Regions from separate parts of the Homo sapiens genome. Here region 2 is linked to region 1. Evidence: read pairs that join two places in POLR2A ChIA-PET (ENCODE). Cell type or tissue: PC-9. All regions are shown on one strand. Each heading gives the region's core, and the rest is flanking DNA. Links, peaks and the distances in the headings are about the cores only.

What was found. Peaks named below come from ENCODE experiments on the same cell type or tissue, not always from the same donor. Only the 100,000 strongest peaks of a DNase experiment are listed, where the experiment ranks them.
Region 2: POLR2A ChIA-PET joins it to region 1 with 7 read pairs; 2 of 35 experiments call an interaction of 5 or more read pairs at or near these places.

The regions. Positions count from the first base shown.
Region 1 is chr4:151,742,431-151,748,745 of GRCh38, forward strand. The region is part of intron 2 of GATB (glutamyl-tRNA amidotransferase subunit B); the gene reads right to left. Among named protein-coding and RNA genes, the nearest start is that of GATB, 15 kb to the right of the region's middle. In PC-9, for the core only: no CTCF peak of the experiment used is centred there; a DNase peak (open chromatin) is centred at 2,441; H3K27ac peaks cover 3,089 bases.
Region 2 is chr4:151,523,367-151,529,681 of GRCh38, forward strand. All of the region lies in intron 3 of FHIP1A (FHF complex subunit HOOK interacting protein 1A), which reads left to right. Among named protein-coding and RNA genes, the nearest start is that of FHIP1A, 120 kb to the left of the region's middle. RefSeq lists an enhancer at 1,121-1,685. In PC-9, for the core only: no CTCF peak of the experiment used is centred there; no DNase peak of the experiment used is centred there.

The sequences.
Region 1 (6,315 bases), core at 465-5,464:
GGTTAAAGGTGCCTTCCCTGCTCCATTCTGAGTCACCCATATTCACAGCCTTTGTTTCATCCCCTCCCTTCTATAAGGTTTCAACCTTAATAAAGTTTCAGCCAGATTATAGATTTTGGTGGGTGGCAATGGGACAGGGGGTATGGGAGTCTGCCCTAAGAATTGATAGTCTGCTCTCAGACAGGCTTGGGGTCAGATGTACTAACTCTGTGGTCCAGAAGCCCCCAAGCTAAGAGGTAAATATGGAAAATGGCCCTGGCTTAGACCTGGAGCATCAGGCAAAAGCCAATGCAAAAGTGCTTTAAAGAGATGCACTCTCAACAAGATCCCACAAATAAAGCCCTGTCAGATATGGCTTCATAATAAAAAAATTACAAAATACACCAGAGAATCATCTACTGCCAGCCAGAATCAGCAGTCAAGCAAAAAGCATAATAAGATCACCCAAGAACTTCAGGTAATGGAATTACTGAATACAGACTATAAAATAAGTAGCTGTAAAATTATGAAAGAAATAAAGAACTGAATACATGAAAAAGGAACAAGTTATTTTCAAAAGGCTAGAGAAATTTAAAAGAGAAAAACAGAATTTCTGTAATTGAAAGATCTAGTGAACTAAAAACCTCAATGGATATGTAAAAGAGTGAATATTATAAAGAAAATTAGTGAACTAGAAGTCAGTGTAGAGAAAACTGGCCAGAATGAAGCCTAGAGAAAAGATCCTAAAAGAATTTTCCCATGACCGCTATTTGCATCGTGATCAACATACAGCTAAGAGCTGCCCATAGACAGGCCTGCTTTCTTCATGGTGAGTCTGGGGAAATCCGATGCACAGGGCCCTGAATTGGAGGCTAATTAGGTGAGATTTCCTTTATCCATTTCTTCTTCTGACTCAACATTCTTGTCTTTGCTCTCTCCCTAGGTTTAGATCTCACACCTAGAGGGCATCATAACACATGGTGCATACAACCAGCATCAGTGCTGTGTAGTCAGTGCCTCTGTATGTGTATAAGCATGTGGACATACATCTATAAACATATTACACACACATCTGTTAATGAGATTAATGTTTTTGGATGTATACTCATATATACATATCTGTAAAATAATAGCCACCTACATAAATCTGACTTCCAGCAACTTCAACTATAGTGGAACAGGTTGAGAGCTAATCACTGAACTGGAAGTGAGAAACTTTGGTTCTAATCTGAATGGAATGTTAAGAAATTGTGTGACCATGGGTAAGTCCCAACAGCAGTTCTCTCATCTGTAAATTAAAAGGACTGAACTGAATGATTTTCAGGACCTCTTCCTATTCTATTGTCACATGGTGATGCTAAATAGCTTTCATAGCATCCATGTACTTTCTTTTGTAGGACAGGTTTCTACTCAGAGCTTTGTTCTTATTTATATTTACAAAAGTGATAATCTGACTTTGTGAACTAATCAGAAATAATCATTGAGAAGTGAAAAATGAGCAAGAAGGGATTCCTAGAGCCAAATATACTGACAGCAGCTTTAAAAACCCAGTGAGGAACACATAACCATAAAAGCAGGGAAAAACACTGTAATATGAAACCTAAAAACAATGGCTATCTTTAGCCATTTACTGTAGGATCAAAAAGCTTTACACACCTCAATAGACCTTGAAGCCACCATTATAACACTGAGCAATAACTGATGTTGCTGATAAGCTTGGGTAATCAAGAAAAGGTTGTCTTATGTTCAGCCAGGACAAGAGACCCATAAAGAAGTTTAAAAAATAGCTAAAGGGTTTTAGACAGGAAAATCCTTTTATATGGATGCCTCGTGTGTGTACGCACGTGTATGTACGTGTATGCAAGTATATAGGGAAATATTTACAAGGGGTGCTATACACATGTTCTATGCAAGGTACTGTCAAGTAGCCCAAGAAAGATCCATGAATTGCTCTTTAGAAGCGTATAATCAAACACAGAAATCCTTATAAACAACATACATAAAACATAAAAAGATGTTCAGTCAACTGTATGAAACAAATACATATTGATAGAAAGTAGAGGCCAGGCATGGTGGCTCATGCCTATAATCCCACTTTGCGAGGTGGAGGCAGGAGGACTCCTTGAACCCAGGAGTTAGAAACTAGCCTGAGCAACATGGTGGGGCCCTGTCTCTAAAAAAAATAAAAATAAAAATAGTAGAAGCATTATTATTAATATGGTTAGGTTTCAGGTGGGGAATATTGCATGCAAAGCTGGTAGAGAGGTAGGGAAGTGAAAATTGCTGTGAAGAGAGAGGCTTTCAAGAACCCACTGAAAGTTAGAAAAAGATCTATGGCAGGGAAGGAGTCAAATGCTTCCCACAGGGAGGGAGGTGAGATCATGCTGCCTCCTGAACATGAAAGTCATCATTGTCATGAGTCACTGAGTTCATGGGAGACATCCGGTTAACTAAGTTATAAGGCAGGTTTAGACCATCAGCAGAGTAAAAGCTGAAAAGGAACATTCCACATTTGTGGGTATGAGCTCACAGACACATACCTCCTTTAGGGTGACAAGGGTCACTATACAAAACACCTAATCCCTGCAACACCTCACTCTCAAAAGCATGGAGGATAACTATAGAAGTGATTTGCAGAGTGACTGGCAAGAAGCAAGTCTGAGTATACAACATAATTATAAATCTTTCAGATTACATTAAAGCAAATCATTGAAATGGAAAGAAATTTCATAGAAAATGGTCACATTTTGTCTTCTTAAATAGCTAAACATCATCTAAGTGTGAATGGACGGAGAGATAAATGTAGATCTGATTATAAATGTACGTATTTAAAGACTTTTCCCTAATGATGCTATCTTCAATTTCTGTTTCATTTCTACATTTTGAGTTAAAAACAACTTTTATAATTATGTTTAGAATTAAGAGCCAGAAAAGCATTTCAGAAAGCCTGATGCTCCCTAGACTAGTCAAGGGTTTCTAAATCTAGCAGGTTCTTCAAAACAAAAGTTATCACCAATATCTTCTATGTTCAGAGTCGGAATGCTGCAGATTTACCTAGCTTGAACGAAATCTGTCATAAGGAATCTAAAAAATAAATTAATTCCAAAGTACTTTAGAAAAGCGTTCACATCACTATTTCTTCAGGGAGGCAAGACCCCTTCTGCTGCAATGTGCATACATATGTTCCAGAAGGAATCTCTAGCAGAAAGCACAGCATTTGCATTGTTTGTTAGTTCCCAGAGGGCAGGCATCACATCATATTTATTCACATCATATTTCTTCCCCTCTTCATTCCCCTTATTCTGGCTAATAATAGTATGCACTCTTGTGAATAAAAGAAAGTTTTGTAAAATGTAGTAAACAACATTCCTGTTTTCATTCCATAGCTTCCAGGGCCAATTCTAAATACCTTTGATATGGAAAGCCCTGAATGCTTTTTTAAACAGGCTGATCCTGAGAAAAGAGGAGAATATTCTTGCATACATGTGTGAAAAACAGCTTTTATGGTCTTTTCCCCAGTTCTGGAGACAAGAGGCATTCACAGTTGCTAGGGAGTTCTATGTTACATACAGATAAGAGCTTTCAGACAAGCAAAACAAGAGCAGAGCTTCTCATTTCTTATTAAATGAATTGTAGTGCAGCCTGATTATCAGGAGTTATCTACTGTGCCACACTGAGCATTCCTACCAGCCAGCTACGGCAGAGGCAACGGTGTCCTCTCCCCTTTCCCCTGCGTGGGAACTGACACCAGGAGAGGGCAAGCATTTCCGATGACAAAAAGTGAGTGTGTGTGTATGTGTAAACATGGGTTTGCACATGCATAAATTTCAAACAAACTTGATTCTTTGCTGAAATCTCACCATTACTGGAAATATTACTTGGCCAATTATGAAACAGACTTGTAAAGCCCATGACATTTTACCAAACAAATATATTTTCTTTCTTATTTTTCTTCCCATTTCACAACCATATACAAAGTATTACAAGTAGAAAAATTGGAATGGTATTGTTAAATAGGAAATAACTAACTTTAAGCAAACAACCTAAGATCCTGTCTATAGATCTATAGGTGAATAATTACTTAATAAATTAAGGAAGACTTGGCACCACAGTAAAGAGATTTTACTAGGTCCAAATAATGAGTGAAGCTGAATCCCTACTAATAAAAACAAAGAATGCTGTCCTTAGTGTAGCTGTAATCCTGCCTATAAGCAGTGAAATGGGCTGGCTGACCTTTTCATCCTCAAGATTTATGATGGGCTTCCATAAAATCCTAAAACTGAGGGAAAATAAGAAAATAAAAAGATCCTAAAAAACATTCAGAATAAGGGTTACTAATCAGAACGGGGAGGGGGTTGGTCAAGACAGCAGGTGTGCTCCAGACATGCTGGGGAACAGGGAGATGGAGGCAGGAGGCAGAAATGAAGTATTCTATTTATACACACATACATTTATATATACATATAAATTTACAAATACACAGATGTGTACATGCCCAGAGCCAAGCTCAAAGCAAGCAAGAAAATCCCCTGGGGCCGCAGAAGTAATGGTAGTTTAAAGCCATGTGACACCAGGGGTAACCACAAGAGACAGGACAACACATTTTCTACTCACTTTCTAACTGTGATAAGGACAGCAACTGCGGCAGGTAGGGTTGTTATGAGGTTAGAATAAGTGAATACATATAAAGCACCTAGAACAGTGCCTGCCACATGGTAAGCACTTGGTACATGGTAGTTGATTTTACTACCATTATTATTGTTAACTGGGCTGATGAGACATCAGATGTCAATGCTTTAAAGCACCTTGGGGGCAGAAGTCAAGGCCATGAGCCCATGTGATAGGGAGCTGGGATGGCTTCCTGCATAAAGCTGTGAGCCAAAAAATTCTAGTCCAGTTAGAAAACCTTTTGCCACCAACTGGAGGGGTTGCTGTGGAGGAGGCCAGCTACTTCAGGCCATAGGTGAAAAAGAGTCTTGAGAAATCTGAGCCCTTGACCCTGTGCCTGGCTTGGATGTGTGCAGCTTGACGCTGGCACTATCTAAGCTGTGTGGCAGTTAGGGGGCCAAGAAATTAACATACAAACCGGTTCATTCAATAAAACCCAATGGGCCCTGGCAGAGGCCACCAGGAATTCATTCCATAGAGATACCTCCATAGTCCAGGGTACAGTACTTAAGTTAAAAATCACACTGAGCAGAATAAATAAAAACAAATTCACATATGGACACATCCTGGCTAAAGCTATCAGAGTGACACAACAGATTACTGACAAGGGATGCAGACTTCTCATCAGCAATTACAGATGCCTAAGGACAATGGAAAAATGTCTTCAAGTGCCAACGGGAAATAAATGTCAAGTTGGAATTCTATACTACTATTCCAGAGTGAGGGGGAAACAGAAACAGCTGGAGGCACATACAGACTAAGAGAGTTCATCACCCACAGACCTGGAAAGCAAGAGCCACCAACACAGGAAGAAAACGGTGCCCAAAAGCAGAGTGAGATGTAAGAAGCAATATCTGCTACAAAATGAAAAAAATCAAGGGATGTGAAGGACCTCTTCAAGGAGAACTACAAATCACTGCTCAATGAAATAAAAGAGGACATAAACAAATGGAAGAACATTCCATGCTCATGGATAGGAAGAATCAATATTGTGAAAATGGCCATACTGCCCAAGGTAATTTATAGATTCAATGCCATCCCCATCAAGCTACTAATGACTTTCTTCATAGAACTGGAAAAAACTACTTTAAAGTTCATATGGAACCAAAAAAGAGCCCGCATTGCCAAGTCAATCCTAAGCCAAAAGAACAAAGCTAGAGGCATCACACTACCTGACTTCAAACTATACTACAAGGCTACAGTAACCAGAACAGCATGGTACTGGTACCAAAACAGAGATATAGACCAATGGAACAGAACAGAGCCCTCAGAAATAATACCACATCTACAACTATCTGATCTTTGACAAAACTGACAAAAACAAGAAATCGGGAAAGGATTCCCTATTTAACAAATGGTGCTGGGAAAACTGGCTAGCCATATGTAGAAAGCTGAAACTGGATCCCTTCTTTACACCTTATACAAAAATTAATTCAAGATGGATTAAAGACTTAAATGTTAGACCTAAAACCATAAAAACCCTAGAAGAAAACCTAGGCAATACCATTCAGGACATAGGCATGGGCAAGGACTTCATGTCTAAAACACCAAAAGCAATGGCAACAAAAGCCAAAATTGACAAATGGGATCTAATTAAACTAAAGAGCTTCTGTACAGCAAAAGAAACTACCATCGGAGTGAACAGGCAACCTACAGAATGGGAGAAAA
Region 2 (6,315 bases), core at 806-5,805, 220 kb before region 1:
TTATTGTATAAAATGGTTATTGTGTGAAGTTTACATTCCTCCCTCTATTATCCCCTGGAGGGCTCCCCATAAGTGAAATTGATGCCGGGCTTATTAGGGATCCCGAAGGGAATGGACAACATACTCTCTTTTGTTCTCTGTTTTTTTTTCTTTAAACAATCATAAGTTTTTAAAGGTAGGGGCTATGTTTTTGTATTCTTTCAACAAATATTTATTTGTTGCAAGGTGCTCTTAGGGGTTGGGAGCACAGTGTGAGCAAAGCAGATATGGTCCTTGCCCTCAGAGGTTAGACTGTGGTGGATTATGTCCATTTGTCTTTGAGTTTCTCCTTTAGCCCTATCCTTAGCCTTATCAAGAACCTTCTCAATATGTGTTTGGTAAGTGTTTAGAATAGTTTCTTCCTTTCCAGTCCAGTCTCTTAATATATGTTTCTTCCAATGATCTATTAATACTATTTGTGAACAACCAACACAAAAGTAAATGAAAGCTTAATTGACATAAGTGCAGCCCTTCCATTGATCCATGTCCTTCTTTTCCTTCATAGTTTAGCCAAGTTCTACCTCTGCTGTGATGCCATCCAAGCCAACAGCAATGTCTTTCTGGCTATTTTTTTACTCAGTTGATGTGACATATTTTGTTCTGTTTTTTAAAAATGTTATTATTGGCCAGGCGTGGTGGCTCACACCTGTAATCCCAGCACTTTGGGAGACCGAGGCGGGCAGATCATGAGGTCAGGAGATCGAGACCATCCTGGCTAACACAGTGAAACCCTGTCTCTACAAAAAATTAGCTGGGCGTGGTGGCACGCGCCTGTAATCCCAGCTACTTGGGAGGCTGAGGCAGGAGAATCACTTGAACCCGGGAGGCGGAGGTTGCAGTGAGCCAAGATTGTGCCACTGCTCTCCAGCCTGGGTGACAGAGTGAGAATCTGTCTCAAAAAAAAAAAAAAAAGTTGTTACTTAATCTTTCATGTGTCCTTGCCATCCCTCTTAGATGATTTGGGGCAGGAAAAAAGCTGAAATCCAGTGGTCAAACCTCAGCATCTTCATTTTATAGAGAAGTCAGGCCTGTAGAAATTAAATGATGACAGGTTAATAAAAGAATCAGGACTGGTATCGAAGTGTCTAGACTCCAAGATTCCTCTTCTTTACTCTTCATGTGCCATTTCTGAGAGGAGGCACCAGCAGCTGCTGTGCTCTCAACTTAAAGTGGGAGTCTTGTAGCCATGGGTGGTGAACAGAGGGCTGATGCTAGGACTGAACTAGGCATAATGGGTAACAACAGTGGTTAGATAATGCAGAACTAAAGGTTGAAGCACTTTATCAGTTTTAATTTGACATATGAAGCAGTTGGAAACCATTGTAGGCTTCTGAGAAGAAGCTAAACATGAGCAAATTAACACTTGAGGGAAGATGCAAGAGACACCTGCTGAGTATCAGTATGGTTGGGGGCAGGGAGGACAGCAGGAAATGCCTTTGGAAAGGAAGTGTTGCCTGTTCGACATGTAGAAACTTGAGGCTCTTTGGTTTTGAACTAAGATACTATAATAAATACATGACAGAAATAGGAATCAAATTCTCAAATGGTGCGTCAGCTCCATCTCTTTTGATCAAAGGGCTTTCTGGCTCTGAATTTTGATGATTATCTTATTTTATTTTCACTTGCAGAAAGATCATTCTAGCATTGCTTACCTCTCATCCCATACTTATGTGACTCCAGCCCTGATTAAAATAGACTGAAATTAAGAGAAATCTTCTAAATTAAACAAAAAGGAAAATTTACTGAAAGAATTCTAATAGGTTATGGAACTCAGGCTCAGCTGGGCCTAAGGAAGATTTTACATCAGGAATTAGAATGCTAGCTCAGCACCCTATTCTGTTTTCTTTCTTTCTCTCACTAAACTGGCTTTCACTCCACATGGCTAAACCAGGCTGCACTATAGCTTCTGAGTTTATGTCTCAGTTATTGAAGCAACTTGAGAAACACATTGAGCATTTTCCAATTGTATTTTCAATTCCTGAGAGGAAAAATCGGATTGACTCAGCCCATTTTTTGCCCAGCAAAGGTGGGAGGTAGAGCAGCCAGGCTCATCTGATGCCAAAATGGCAGTGCCAGATCTCATCCTTGAATTGGAAGTATTGGGGGACAGAGAAGGGGGTCTTGGCAGATGCCCCCAACAAATTGAAAATCCCCACTTCAAATTACCCAGATTTCTAAAGAGGTGTTTGCCATTTGTTGAATAACTGTTTTGAAATTTCATTGTGGCATAATGAGGAATTACATTTATTCTTTCCATTTAATCAATTTAATCATTTTAAAAACAATTTAGATCTGTAGTGTTTTCCTGAAGCTAATGTTTTGCTGCTCACCTTTGTACTTCTTTTTTTTTTTTTTTCATTTTTAATTTTTTATTGATCATTCTTGGGTGTTTCTCGCAGAGGGGGATTTGGCAGGGTCACAGGACAATATTGGAGGGAAGGTCAGCAGTTAAACAAGTGAACAAAGGTCTCTGGTTTTCCTAGGCAGAGGACCCTGCGGCCTTCCGCAGTGTTTGTGTCCCTGGGTACTTGAGATTAGGGAGTGGTGATGACTCTTAAGGAGCATGCTGCCTTCAAGCATCTGTTTAACAAAGCACATCTTGCACCGCCCTTAATCCATTCAACCCTGAGTGGATACAGCACATGTTTCAGATAGCACAGGGTTGGGGGTAAGGTCACAGTTCAACAGGATCCCAAGGCAGAAGAATTTTTCATAGTACAGAACAAAATGAAAAGTCTCCCATGTCTACCTCTTTCCACACAGACACGGCAACCATCCGATTTCTCAATCTCTTCCCCACCCTTCCCCCCTTTCTATTCCACAAAACCGCCATTGTCATCATGGCCCATTCTCAATGAGCTGTTGGGTACACCTCCCAGACGGGGTGGTGGCCGGGCAGAGGAGCTCCTCACTTCCCAGTAGGGGCGGCCGGGCAGAGGCGCCCCTCACCTCCCAGACGAGGCGGCTGGCCGGGCGGGGGGCTGACCCCCCCACCTCCCTCCCGGACCGGGGTGGCTGGCCGGGCGGGGGGCTGACCCCCCCACCTCCCTCCCGGATGAGGCGGCTGGCCGGGCGGGGGGCTGACCCCCCCACCTCCCTCCCGGACGGGGCGGCCGGCCAGGCAGAGGGGCTACTCACTTCCCAGTAGGGGCGGCCGGGCAGAGGCGCCCCTCACCTCCCGGACGGGGCGGCTGGCCGGGCGAGGGGCTGATCCCCCCACCTCCCTCCCGGACGGGGCGGCTGGCCGGGCGGGGGGCTGACCCCCCCTCCTCCCTCCCGGACGAGGTGGCTGCCGGGCGGAGACGCTCCTCACTTCCCAGACGGGGCGGCTGCTGGGCGGAGGGGCTCCTCACTTCTCAGATGGGGCGGCTGCCGGGCGGAGGGGCTCTTCACTTCTCAGACGGGGCGGTTGCCGGGCAGAGGGTCTCCTCACCTCTCAGATGGGGCGGCCGGGCAGAGACGCTCCTCACATCCCGGACGGGGCGGCAGGGCAGAGGCGCTCCCCACATCTCAGACAATGGGCGGCCGGGCAGAGACGCTCCTCACTTCCCAGATGGGATGGCGGCTGGGAAGAGGTGCTCCTCACTTCCTAGATGGGATGGCGGCCGGGCAGAGACACTCCTCACTTTCCAGACTGGGCAGCCAGGCAGAGGGGCTCCTCACATCCCAGACGATGGGCGGCCGGGCAGAGACGCTCCTCACTTCCCAGACGGGGTGGCGGCCGGGCAGAGGCTGCAATCTCGGCACCCTGGGAGGCCAAGGCAGGCTGCTGGGAGGTGGAGGTTGTAGCGAGCCGAGATCACGCCACTGCACTCCAGCCTGGGCACCATTGAGCACTGAGTGAACGAGACTCCGTCTGCAATCCCGGCACCTCGGGAGGCCGAGGCTGGCAGATCACTCGCGGTTAGGAGCTGGAGACCAGCCCGGCCAACACAGCGAAACCCCGTCTCCACCAAAAAAATATGAAAACCAGTCAGGCGTGGCGGCGCACACCTGCAGTCGCAGGCACTCGGCAGGCTGAGGCAGGAGAATCAGGCAGGGAGGTTGCAGTGAGCCGAGATGGCAGCAGTACCGTCCAGCTTCGGCTCGGCATCAGAGGGAGACCGTTTAAAGAGAGGGAGAGGGAGACCGTGGGGAGAGCGAGAGCGAGAGAGAGAGGGAGAGGGAGAGGGAGAGGGCACCTTTGTACTTCTTAACTGCTGGAAAATTGACTTTATTATTGTTATTATTTTTATTGGTAACACAGGGGCTGAGAAGTTAAAGGTCTGCAATGCTTCAGTATAATGCTCTGATAATTAAAAGGTGAATTTCTGTGCATGAAGAAATTCTGTGAATCATAAACCATAGTTCTTTTGATTGTGTTTATACTCTTTCCAGAGAGGTTCAGAAATGAATAACCTTGAGATACTCAGACCTCACAAGGTTTACTAGCTTCAAAGATTCTGATTTTATTTATAGGCTGCAAAAAACCACTCAATGAAGTTGGTTGTGATTCACTGCTTATCACCTTGGGCTATTGCCACTCAATGCCAGGAAGGTATTGAATTTTGTACAGTGAGAGAGTAGAATAAAAACCGTGTAGCTCCAAACAGAAGCCCAAGCGTTATCTCAGGTATTTCTCATAGCTTATTGAATGGACCCAGGCCAGTGGCTTCAGATCTGAGTTTTTCTGCTTCTCCCCACCTCTGTGAGAAGTGAATACTTTGTCAATACAGCAGCTGCTTGGTTCTTTTGGTGACTGAAGGAAGAGCTAATAGGAACAGTAATTTTCATGGCCAGTTGAGTAGTGGTCTGACGAAAAATAAATCTGGATAAATTATGCCTTGGCCTGTTAGAGTACCCCTGTTTCACTCCCAGCTTTGATTTATGCAGTAGTGCTCCTCTACTGCCTCTTTAAAATCTATGGTAAACAAATTTTCTGTTATATGCAAATTTGAGAAAGGCGCTGAAGTAGATAGCTATGAAATGTACATCATGGGTATCTGCTGAAACCCATTGTCCGTTCTGTCGAAATATAGAACTCATTTATTTAAACCAGAAAACACGAAGTGGAACAAATTTTGGTTGGAAGCTAGGTAATAAAATAAATGATACATGGAAAGGGACCCCAAAGGTGCTCCAGAAAAGCTGGCATAGGATTGGAGGCCAGGCTAGGAGGAGGTGAGCATTGGGTAAGGCTTCATGTAATGGCTCCTGCAGGATTGATACTGCTTGTTATTTTGACTGTCATTTTTTAAATTATGTATTTGGATGGGGGAGCAGAGGGAAACTTTGCTTTTAGGTTTTTTCACTGTTGTCGTTTGGTTTTTGTTTGGAGGGTGTTGAATAGTCTTTCTTTTTTCATTCCTTAATGGAACCTTATCTCAAGGAGAAAACCAGCAACATTTGGCTTTGTTTCAGTCTTAAGAAGTGTTAGAATAATATTTTCCCCCCCTTCAGCTGAGGCTACAAATTGTGGCAAAAGTATGAGAGCTTCTGGACTTTATTTGGTGTTTCACTTCATGGAACTTCTTAAAGTTATCCTATACTTATTGTAACTGGGGTGTTCTACCCTCCACCTGCCCTCTGGTTGCTTCCTCTGGTAGCCTGTCTCTGTGAGAGGCATCTTGAGCCCTTCTCAGTTAGATGGGTCATGTCATTTCTCCCTCCCGGTCTTTTCAGTGAAGTCCAACAAAGCAGCTTGGTAAATGGCTTTCTGCCTCCTCATGGCCTCTTTCACAGGTGGGTGTAGGCTCCCCACCTACTTTATCTCTGGTTGCAAAGAATAGAGATACCCTCCTGTGACCTCAGGTAGTGGGAAGCTTACTGTTAGATCCTAGGAAAAAGGAATAGCTAGGCTTCAGGAAGGGCAAGGGCTGAGGAGAGCTAGTCACCTAAGAGGCTGGAATCAAAAGGCTGAGGGATTGTGGACTGTCATTCTGGGAGTCCGCCGTTATTGTAGCCTGCTACTCTCTGAGTTGCCCTTGTGTCTCAGATTTACCTGCTTTGCTGCCTGCTGCCATCTAGCTTTACCTCCTAGTTCAAATCCCCAGGATAATTTGAAAGGCTGAGCTAATTCATGATTATCTCTGACATTAGAGCACATCATAGGTTAAAGGCCAGCCTAGGGATTGTTTGCTTCTAAATCAGGTTCCCATCACTCATTCTGTCAGGTTCCATTCCCTGTGACTAGCAGGTTGATGGTGTGTGTATGTTTTGGTACAGGAAATCATGTCTAAGGCTGCCCCCGAGCAGTGGTTGGCAACATAACCTGTGCCCTTTGTGGGGGCTGTGGGC